Regions from separate parts of the Homo sapiens genome. Here region 1 is linked to region 2. A link is a contact called in ENCODE Hi-C or POLR2A ChIA-PET data. All regions are on one chromosome and are shown on one strand. The core of a region is the stretch at or near the end of the contact, and the rest is flanking DNA. Distances in the headings are between cores, read along the strand shown. Region 1 overlaps DGKD (diacylglycerol kinase delta). Region 2 holds the start of ARMC9 (armadillo repeat containing 9).

The links. Hi-C counts contacts between places; a loop is a spot of excess contacts on that map. ChIA-PET counts read pairs that join two places held with the same protein, here RNA polymerase II (POLR2A).
Region 1: a map of sigmoid colon shows a loop between it and region 2 (7-fold over the local background). The contact joins the enhancer-like site here to the promoter of ARMC9 in region 2. A Hi-C loop is called at or near these places in 1 of 168 maps with a recorded cell type or tissue (sigmoid colon). POLR2A ChIA-PET finds 5 or more read pairs at or near these places in 1 of 52 experiments (AG04450).

Annotation. Positions count from the first base shown.
Region 1 is chr2:233,468,034-233,472,992 of GRCh38, forward strand. DGKD (diacylglycerol kinase delta) reads left to right here. Exons shown (of 30, transcript NM_152879.3): 29 at 390-520; 30 at 1,338-4,065. The coding sequence ends at 1,427. Among named protein-coding and RNA genes, the nearest start is that of USP40, 96 kb to the right of the region's middle. RefSeq lists a silencer at 1-101. Within about 2 kb of position 2,103, at least 16 of the 41 ENCODE cell types and tissues checked have a DNase peak (open chromatin) inside an H3K27ac peak, as active enhancers do; they include sigmoid colon, where a contact is called at or near this core.
Region 2 is chr2:231,196,172-231,200,907 of GRCh38, forward strand. It overlaps ARMC9 (armadillo repeat containing 9), which reads left to right and starts at 2,460. Exons shown (of 25, transcript NM_001352754.2): 1 at 2,460-2,527. RefSeq lists a silencer at 2,266-2,605.

The DNA of each region.
Region 1 (4,959 bases), core at 853-3,352, 2.3 Mb after region 2:
GGGACACGGGGAAATGACCAGAGGCTGGCGGCCCACCTGGCAGGAACAGATGCCAGCTCTGCTGCAGCCATCGCCCCTTGAGCGGGTGGCTCTGTGCCTCTTTCTGCACTGCTGGTGGGTGGTGCTGTTGGCTGGGTGATGGATACCGGCTGCCAGAGATGGCTCAGGTGCCAGCTGCTGGGCTATCTCAGGCACTGGCTGCTGGGCTATCTCGGGTGCCGGCTGCTGGGCTATCTCAGGCGCTGGCTGCTGCTGGGCTGTCTCGGGTGCTGGCTGTTGGGACGTCTCCTGTCCTGGCACTGGGCTCTCGGGTGCTGGGTGCCAGCTGCTGCCTACCTTGCACTGGGCTCTGGGCACTCACTGCACTCGTGCTTTTCCATCTCCGACAGTTCACCTCTGGGGGACAGAGGAGGTTGCTGCCTGGCTGGAGCACCTCAGTCTCTGTGAGTATAAGGACATCTTCACACGGCACGACATCCGGGGCTCTGAGCTCCTGCACCTGGAGCGGAGGGACCTCAAGGTACTTCCATAGGCGTCTCCCTGGAACCTGCACTTGGGCTTGCACGCAGCTCCCTTCTCTTCCATCCTCTCCCCCGACCTGGCCATGTCCCAGCATCACGATTCTTCTCAGGCTTTCGTGTATACCTCAGGTGGGGGCGGCTGTGGCCCTCATCTAGGCAGTGATGGCTCCACCCACCACAACCAGAGGAAGCCAGGAGCAGACATAATGGGGGGCAGAGCCTTGGTTATCTTAGGCTACTCAGACAAGGACTGTCTTCGTGTTAAAAACACTATGAGGGGACACAGACCCTGAAGCACAGTCACACACGACTGTCCCCATGCTGCTCCTGGGCGGGTGCTGCCACTCGTCTGCAGGGAGCATTGGGAGGGGTGGTTGGGTGCCAGGCCTCGGTCTATGCCAGGCCTCACGCCACATCTTGCAGGCCCATGCCCCTGCCCAGGTTGGCCTCAACGGGCCAACCCCTGGGTGTTGAATCACTGGCTGAGTCCCGAGAGGGCAAAAGGCCACTGTGGGTGTCCTGGACAGTGGCTCTCATGAGGTCACTTGTCATCCACTTGCTTTTAGGCCTGTGTTTTGTCTTTGTCTTGGATTTGTCCTTGCTGATGGTAGTGACTAGAATGCAGGAACAATGGGCCAGGCATCTGTATGGTTGTTACTTTTAAGCTGTTTCCATCTTGTTTTACCGTTTTTGTCATTTTGGCTCTCATTTGTGTTCACAAGCCGAATGGGAAGGGCCGTTGTGGCAGGCCTGCTGTGGAGCCCTCTGGCCCTGGCTGTCTTCTCGGCATCCATGGCGGTGTCTTCTCTGTTGCAGGACCTGGGCGTGACCAAGGTGGGCCACATGAAGAGGATCCTGTGTGGCATCAAGGAGCTGAGCCGCAGCGCCCCCGCCGTCGAGGCCTAGCCTCTGTCCTCTCAGCCTGTGGCCTCCACATCCCCGCCGCCGAGGCCTAGCCTCCGCCCTCTCAGCCTGTGGCCTCTGCGCCTCCTGCCACTGAGGCCCTGGGCAGATGCTGCAGCCCGCCCCCTTCTCATGGTGCTACTTCCTCTGTCAGCTACAGAAAGCCTCCGTGACACCGTCCACCAGAGCTCTGGGGTCTCGAACATAACAACACAGCTACCTTTGAAACAACACTTTCTCCAGCTCAGAGTCACCTGGGGCACATGTGTCACGGCCACTCAGCTCTCGCCCGCCTGTGCTGTGGGCCAGGGAATCCAGCGGCGTCTGGCCTCCTGGGCACTGCTTGCCTGGCCTCGTGCTTGGATTGTCCCGGGGGCTCCTCTCCGTGTGTCCTTCTGTGGCCGCACCGTGTGGCTCCGCCTCCTGGCCCCCAGCCAGTTCTCAGAAACGTGGCTGGGGCCCAGCACAGCAGCCTGCAAGGGCCCCTGTTTGTTGATGCAGCTTTTGTTGAACAAAAATCGTGCTCTTTCCTGGTTTGAAAGTAGCATGGATGTTTCCAGTCTTGTTGATTGTAATTTGACGTGAAGAGAAAAAAAAATTCCTCCTGCGTGAGCCAAGGCAGCGGGTGCTGTTTCCCAGGCGGGGAGCCCCTCCCTGGGTGTCACAGGGCCTGTGCTCCTCCCTCCTCCATCCTCTCTCCTCCCGCTCCTCCCTCCCCCCACTGTGGGCTGGGGACGCCTGCCCTTCTGTCTCCGGACGCTCTAGGCGAGTTCAGCTTGGGGTGTGAGTGAGACAGCTTGCCAGCTGCATCCCTGCAGACAGAGGATGTGTGTCCACATGAGTGTTTCTGTGTGGGAAATGCTTCCTGGCTCTGGGAAACTTTTTCTGCCCATTCTGTGGTTCCCAGGGAGCGTGGCCCTGGTGGGCCAGGGGTGGTTTGACCTCTTCAGCCCGTCCGGTGGCCTGGAGGCCGGAGGCTCTCCTGAGTGTCTGCCCCTGCAGTGGCTTCTTGTCGCCTGCTGCTGGGCGTGATGTCGCTGGAGGTGCTGGCAGGGACTCTGATTTGGTGGTCCGCGCTGCCCCTGCCCTGCCTCTGTCCTGGCTCTGAACTAGTAGATGATGGTGCCAGAGGGCAGGGAGCTCGCCTGGGGAGAGGGCTGTGCCCCGTAGGGACAGTGCCCAGGTGAAGGATGCCCCTGGTCCTCCAGGGCACTGACTTTGCCCTTTTTTCCCGTTGATAGTCATGGCTCAGAGGTGCTTGTAAATGTCTTGGGAAGAGGTTTCTGTAACCCCTGCCCTGGTGTGAGGAGGAAATGGCTCTGGCCTGGCTGCCTGGCCGTGGCTTCTCTTTGGCTCCCAAAGAGAAGGACAGTGTTGGGAGTATCTGCCGTGGCTTCTCTTTGGCTCCCAAAGAGAAGGACAGTGTTGGGAGTATCTGCCGGCGCTGTCCAGGTCCTTTAGTCAGCGTCACTCCATCTGATGTGCAGAAGCTGGGCTGCACCTGCGGGGGTGGGCATAGACCGGGCTGGGTCTGCAGCAGCCCCTGGTCCTGAGCAGGCGGCAGTGAACAGCACTGGCCCACCTCCCACTCACAGCCCCTCTGTCCCCTCTGCAGTGCACCCAGGTGGGCCCCTCTGCGTGCCTTTGGGTGCTCCCCTCTCGTGGTCGTTCTGGCCCGAGGCCCTTAGAGTATGGAGGCTGAGCCAGGCCTTGGGTTTCCCCAGCACAGCCTCCTGTCGCTGCATGCGACGTGTTGGGATTTTTGGATGAAAGACTCTCCCACGCTCTGTTGGTGGACTTAGCTGCCTCACTGGAAGTGATGTGGGTGGAAGGTGGTTGTATGTTACCTTTTCCACCTCTCATTGTTTTCCCCAGAACATTGTAGATGGGGGTTGGCAGAGGGAGAAATAAGCCAGCCACGGCAGTCGCTTGGTTTCCCAGGTGGAATGGGCTAACACAGGAGATGATGGGAACCTGTCCCGCAGTCCCTGCATGACCATTGGCCCTGCTGGCCTGGCGATGTGGGCATCCTGGGGTTCTTAGGGTCCCAGAACAAGCCCCAGGCAAGCTGGAACTTGGGTGGGGAGGGGACATGAGGAGGATAAACAGCTGACTGTGGCTTCAAGGACATCAGGGCCACCCCAAGTCCTCAGTGTCCTACTCCTGGCAAGGAGTTGGGTTTGGATCAAAAGTGTTTAAAATTAATATGTTGTCAGTGATTAGAACAACACTGTTTACATAAAAACCATTTTTCTAATTCTAACAAGTTAGAATGTGAGGAAGGAATGAACATGAGTGTTTAGGAACCTGCCCTTTGGTGCTGGGCTGGCGTCCCGCACTGGGGTGTCCTCGCTGTCTGGGGGCTGCTCTGCTGCCCCGGCCCAGGTCCCCTTGTGGTGTTGCCAGACGGGCCTCATGGTCTGCTGTGCAGAGAGAGGCAGGAAGGATCCCTGAAGAGTCTTGGAGAAAAGGTTCTGTGCCCTCAGGTGGGGCTTACCCCCTCGTATTTATAATCTTAATTTATATAGTGACCACCGTGGAAACAAACGCCTCTTGTATTGTCATGTACATAGTCCATACCTGAGTGCTGTACATAAGTTGTTCTGTGTATAAATAAAACAAGCCTGTTTTTGATCTTCCATCGCCAGAGTCTTTGTCATCATTCCTTGTGCTTTGACATAAAGTGTTGGTTGCCGGAATCTTTCCAAACTGGATTCAGAATTGTTTTTCACCTGCTCTGAAAATAGGTTGAGTTGTTGGTGGCTAAAAAGCAAAACAGAATGCCATTAGCATGCCATCAGAATGCCGTTAGAATGCCATTAGAATGCTGTTGTATTTTTTAGGGTGTGGGTTCTGTGATCAGTTGGACTAAAAATTCCGCAAGGAGAGAGAGGGTACTGGGCAGTGCTGAGGCTCTCAGGTGTGACCACACAGCCTTGGCCCGGGAGAATGAGGGCCATTTTAACGAATATTTTAACCCTCTTAAATCTTTTCTATAAAACTGCAAACCTGAAGCTCTCCGACTTCTCTGCTTTGTCTTGGTACTTTTATTTCCAAGGGAACTGTCTACGATCAAGGCCACTTGAATTGTCTTCCCCAGTTTCCTGGAGTGAGGGATGGGGACTGCATTCATGGAAGACACCATCAGGCTGGTCGGGTACAGAAGGGCTGCATGTGCTCCGGGAGTGTTGGCTGCCTCCCTAGCAGCTCTTCCTCACTCCTTCCATGGTAACAAACCCCCCCGTTTTTTTTTTTCTGGTGTATATTCTCCTCTCTGGCCATTCAGGACTTCAGGCCTCATGGTTGCAAGATGGCCACCACAGCTCCAGGCATCACACCAGTGTAAGGTGTTTGGGGACAAATGGCTGCCTCTTTTATGTGTCACCTGCTCTTTTTGTTGTTGTTGTTGAAGATGAGGTCTTGCTCTGTCTTCTGGTCTGGAGTACTGTGGCATAATCGTAGATCACTGCAGCCTCCAAATCCTGGACTCAAGTGATCCTCCCACCTCAGCCTCCCTTGTAGCGGAGAGTACAGG
Region 2 (4,736 bases), core at 1,210-3,709:
TAAGTGCAGCTCCAGGGAACTCAGATCCTGGGACCAGGGATTTGATGTCCCCAGCACTTTCTTTGCATTTCTCTAGGTAATGGCTTCATCTTCTCAGTCTTTCCCATGTAGTGAATGCTGTAGGCTGCCCTGGAGTCTCACTTTACAATAACCTGACCACACTTCAACAGCAAAATCCCAGGGAAGGACTATCATTGGCTTTGCTTGGCTCACATGCCCATCCTGGACCCATCACTGAGGCCAGAGGGATGGGGTAAGATTGGTCCAGTTTGGACCATCTGCCCATCCTGTGGTGAGGGATGGGGTATGTTACCAGAAGGGAGAGGGGAGGTAGACAGACAAAGACAATAGCCACCACAATGACCATAATCCCGGCAGTCAGGCAAATGCACTCAGGAGGGAAAGCAAAGCAGGTGGGGTGTTCACGGCAGCTCAGAGCCCAGGGTCCAGAGACACGGAGACCTGGGTTTAGTCCTGGTCTCCTCAGTGGTGTAAACTTTGAGGAGTTTCTTAATCCCGTATGCCTCATGTTGTTCATCTTGCCAAAGACAAAACAGACAGCTCTAATCTCAGCTAATCAACCATGAGACAAAGAATGAGAAGCTGAAAAGTCTGTCCTTGGCCTTGCCGGCAGACTCAGGCAGAAGGGAAAAGGTCTGCATTTGTCCTTGTCACAGGTAAACAAGGGGGTCATCCGTGCATCATATGGGAGGCATGAGAAAGACAGGACTGTGGGTCTGATGAAGTCATATGTGGAAGGGTAGTTCTTTCTGATAAGCTACTTCCCAGAACACAAAAGTGTGGAGGATTTTAGAAAACAAAAGGTTTGGGGGTGCGTGGGTGAGATTTCTTAACTGTGGCTGTTTTCTAAGAGCACACAGCTCAGGTTAATTACAACATTGTCAATCAGTAAAATGCTGAAAATATTATTCATCTCATAGATGTGGTGTGAGAATTAAAAACTTTTTTTTTTTTGAGACAGAGTCTCACTCTGTTGCCCAGGCTGGAGTACAGTGGCGTGATCTCGGCTCACTGAAACCTCCATCTTCCGGGTTCAAGGATTCTCCTGCCTCAGCTTCCCGAGTGGCTGGGACTACAGGCACATGCCAATACGCCCAGCTAATTTTTGTATTTTTAGTAGAGACAGGTTTCACCATGTTGGCCAGGCTGGTCTGAAACTTGTGACCTTAGGTGATCCATCTGCCTTGGCCTCCCAAGTGCTGGGATTACAGGTGTGAGCCACCGTGCCGGGCCTGGTGTGAGAACTAAAGAAAACAATCTATATGATTCACTTAGCACAATGCTGGGCACACATATAGGCTGCACGTTTTGCAAACAAAAATACAGAACAATATAACATCCTACATGCACAATAAAATGAAGCAGTTTTTGGGATTTACTTACACTAAAACATTATCTAAAATTTACATTTAACTGTGTGTTCTATATTTTGTCTGGCATCTCCCGGCATACAGTTGTGTTGACGATAAATATTATGGCCATGGATTGAAGATTTATTTTCAATCCATATTACCTGGACAGAAGATAGGGCTCTCTTCTACTAAATACAGCTTTTTTTCTTTTGGAAGACAATCCACTGGCAGGGTTGGGGACTGGGGAAGTGGTGGCCACAGCCCATCTTAGGGCTTCTTCAAAGGCGAGCTGACCTACCTTCTCCGTGCCCCATTCCCTGTCTCTGGCCCTGGTAGCCTCCTCCTTCTTGGAAGCATGGAGGTGGAAACACTGAGGTGGCAACGAGAGACTCCCACGGAATCTCAACGCCTGGAGGGGAGGGATTTTCTATCCATGGCCATCTCTTCACCCTCCAGCACAAAGTTGGGTGACTAGCAAGTGCTCATTCAGTGCTGATGAACTTCAGTTCAAAAGCATCAGGTGCAAAGAGAGGGAAGACGTGTGCTCCTGATTTATTTTTAATAGCCCACATTTGACATGGAAAACAAAAAGTTTCTCTGAAATCCTTGGAAACCGCTGCAGTGGGGCGGGACCCTGGTCCCCGGAGCTTTAATGCACATCTTGGGCGTCACTTTTGGTTCTAAGGTGGCCCCAGGTCCCTCCTTTAAGATGGGAATAACCATGCCTGACTCTTTCCCCACGGACACCACACTGTCCTAGTTTGTGTTCTCTACGCGACCACGAGCTCCTTGAGACAAGGGGTTGAGCCTGCTCCGGCTCATCCCGAGAGCCGGCGCAGCGACTGGCGCAACGAAAGGGAAATGAACGAATGAATGAACGAACGAAAGTGGAGTGGTGGAGAGGACCACAGAAGACGCGGTCATCCAGCGCGTGAACCTTCACCACTGCTGGGCTGTGGACCCTCACTTCCGCCGCCAGGAAGTTTCGGGGTCGCCCACCTTCCCTCCCAGGCTGCTCCGCGTCGGCGGCGCCCCGCGCGATTGGCTGCGCCGCCCCCACGTGACGCCGGGGTGGCGGCGGCGGTTGCCCGGGTGACGGCTGCGGAGGTGGCGGCCGGGCTGGGATAGCGCGAGTGTCCGCGGCCGAGCAGCAGGTAAGCGCGTCCCCGGATGCAGCCGGGCCACCCTCCGCCCGCCGTCCTGGTGCTGGGAGGAGCAGCGGTGCGTTTGGAGGGCCGAGGCTCTGCGGACCTCTTGTTCCGAGGAAAAACCCGACGCGCCCGCTCCGCCGCCGCCGGATGCTACCACTTCTCGCCTGCGGTCCAGGGATCTTTCTTCGGCAAGGGCCGAGGCGGCCGCCTGGACATCCCAAGAAAGGACAGGCCCAGCTGCTTCCCGCAAGTAGTCCCTGATCTTTGCTGCAGTGGGCCATACTTGGAGGGGGTCCCTCAAGCCATCCAGCTGGTGGTGGCGGCGCGAGCGGGTTATCCGGGATTTAGATCCCCCTGATAATCTCCATCTGCTAGCCGCGTTCCTGAGGCACCCAGTTGAAGTCCAGACTTCACCTAATCTTAGGAAAAACAGGATGCGTGCTATGCAGATTCGGCTTCCATACAAATCCCATAATCCCACCCGTTTGTGGGCCCTAAATCTTTCTTATATAGGAATTCAAAAGCTGCCGCTGCAATCCCCAAATGTAACTGGAAAAGTTTTTCTTAGTTTCCGCATAAAGGAGAGCACTGGTTCTCAAACTTGAGAGTGTGTAAAAGTCACTCAGGGAGCTTGTTTAAAAGGCAGATTTCTGGGCATGGTGCCTGCCACGGTGTTCAGTAAGACCAGGGTGGAGGCAGGAATTTTCATTTGCACAAGCGTGCCAGCTGATTCTGATTTAGGTGGTCCAGACTTTGGGAAATACTGTGTAGTGGTTCTTTTCAGCCGCTTAGTCACTTACTGTGGCTGTTGGGAGTGTGTCAGACTTCCTGGGCCTCAAATTGCCTCATCTGGAATGGGAAAATATAAACTATATTCACCTGTCAGGTTTACTATGAAGGTTAAATGTAAAACATTTTGCACATTGCCTGGCATACCATATACCTTCAATAAATGATACCTATTATGATATAAAAGTTTAGAGAAAATTCTGTAATTTCTTTTTCTTTTCCTTTTTTTGAGACGGAGTCTTTCCCTGTCGCTCAGGCTGGAGTGGAGTGGCATGATCTCGGCTCACTGCAACCTCCACCTCCTGGGTTCAAGCGATTCTCTTGCCTCAGCCTCCCTGGTAGCTGGGATTACAGGTGCAGACGCCACCACGCCCGGCTAATTTTTGTATTTTTAGTAGAGATGGGGTTCCACCATGTTGATCAGGCTGGTCTCGAACTCCTGACCTCAGGTGATCCGCCTGCCTCAGCCTCCCAAAGTGTTGGGATTACAGGTGTGAGCCACTGTGCCTGGCCAATTCTGTAATTTCTAAGAATGTTGAGTAATAGGATACCCAGCAGCACTCACATTCAATGACAGTTGATCACAGCAGATACTATTTAAACGGCTTAGGGAGGTCTACTCTAAGGAGGTGATGTTTATTAGGCACAGTGGTTAACCAGGTGAAGAGAGGGAAGAGTGTTCTAGGCGGAGAGAGTAATATGCGCAAAGGCCTTGAGGTTGGCCTCAAGGTTTCAAATTCTCAGAAACTCACTTTTCCCGTTCCAGGGCCTTTAAAATGACATCCCCTCAGCTCCGGCTTCATTTATTCATTATATGCCTTGAGTACCTTTCTTGCTTACTAGACACTCTGTTAGGTTCTGGGGATATGAAGTTGAAATACAGCTCCCTGTCTTTGTGAACAGGGTTATAAGAAGTGCCAGGTGCAGTGGCTCATGCCTGTAATCCCTGCACTTTGGGTGGGTGAATCGCTTGAGGTCAGGAGTTCAAGACCAGCCTGGCCAACCTGGTGAAACCCTGTCTCTACTAAAAATACAAAAATTAGCTGGGCGTTGGTGGCGGACGCCTGTAATCCCATATACTTGGGAGGCTGAGGCAGGAGAATCACTTGAACCTGGGAGGCAGAGGTTGCAGTGAGCCAGATTGCACCTTTGCACTCCAGCCTGGGCGGCAAAAGTGAAACTCCATCTCAAAACAACAAAATTAGCTGGGCGTCATGGCGCATGCCTATAACCCCAGCTACTTGGGAGGCTGAGGTGGGAGAATCACTTGAACCCAGGAGGTGGAGGTTGCAGTGAGCCGAGATCCCGCCACTGCACTCCAGCCTGGGCAACAGAGCTAAACTCCATCTCAGAAAAAGAAAAAAAAAAAAAAGCCTTGGTAGGGAAAGAAGGGAGGGGTTTTTCATGGAAGACTTCTTGAAAA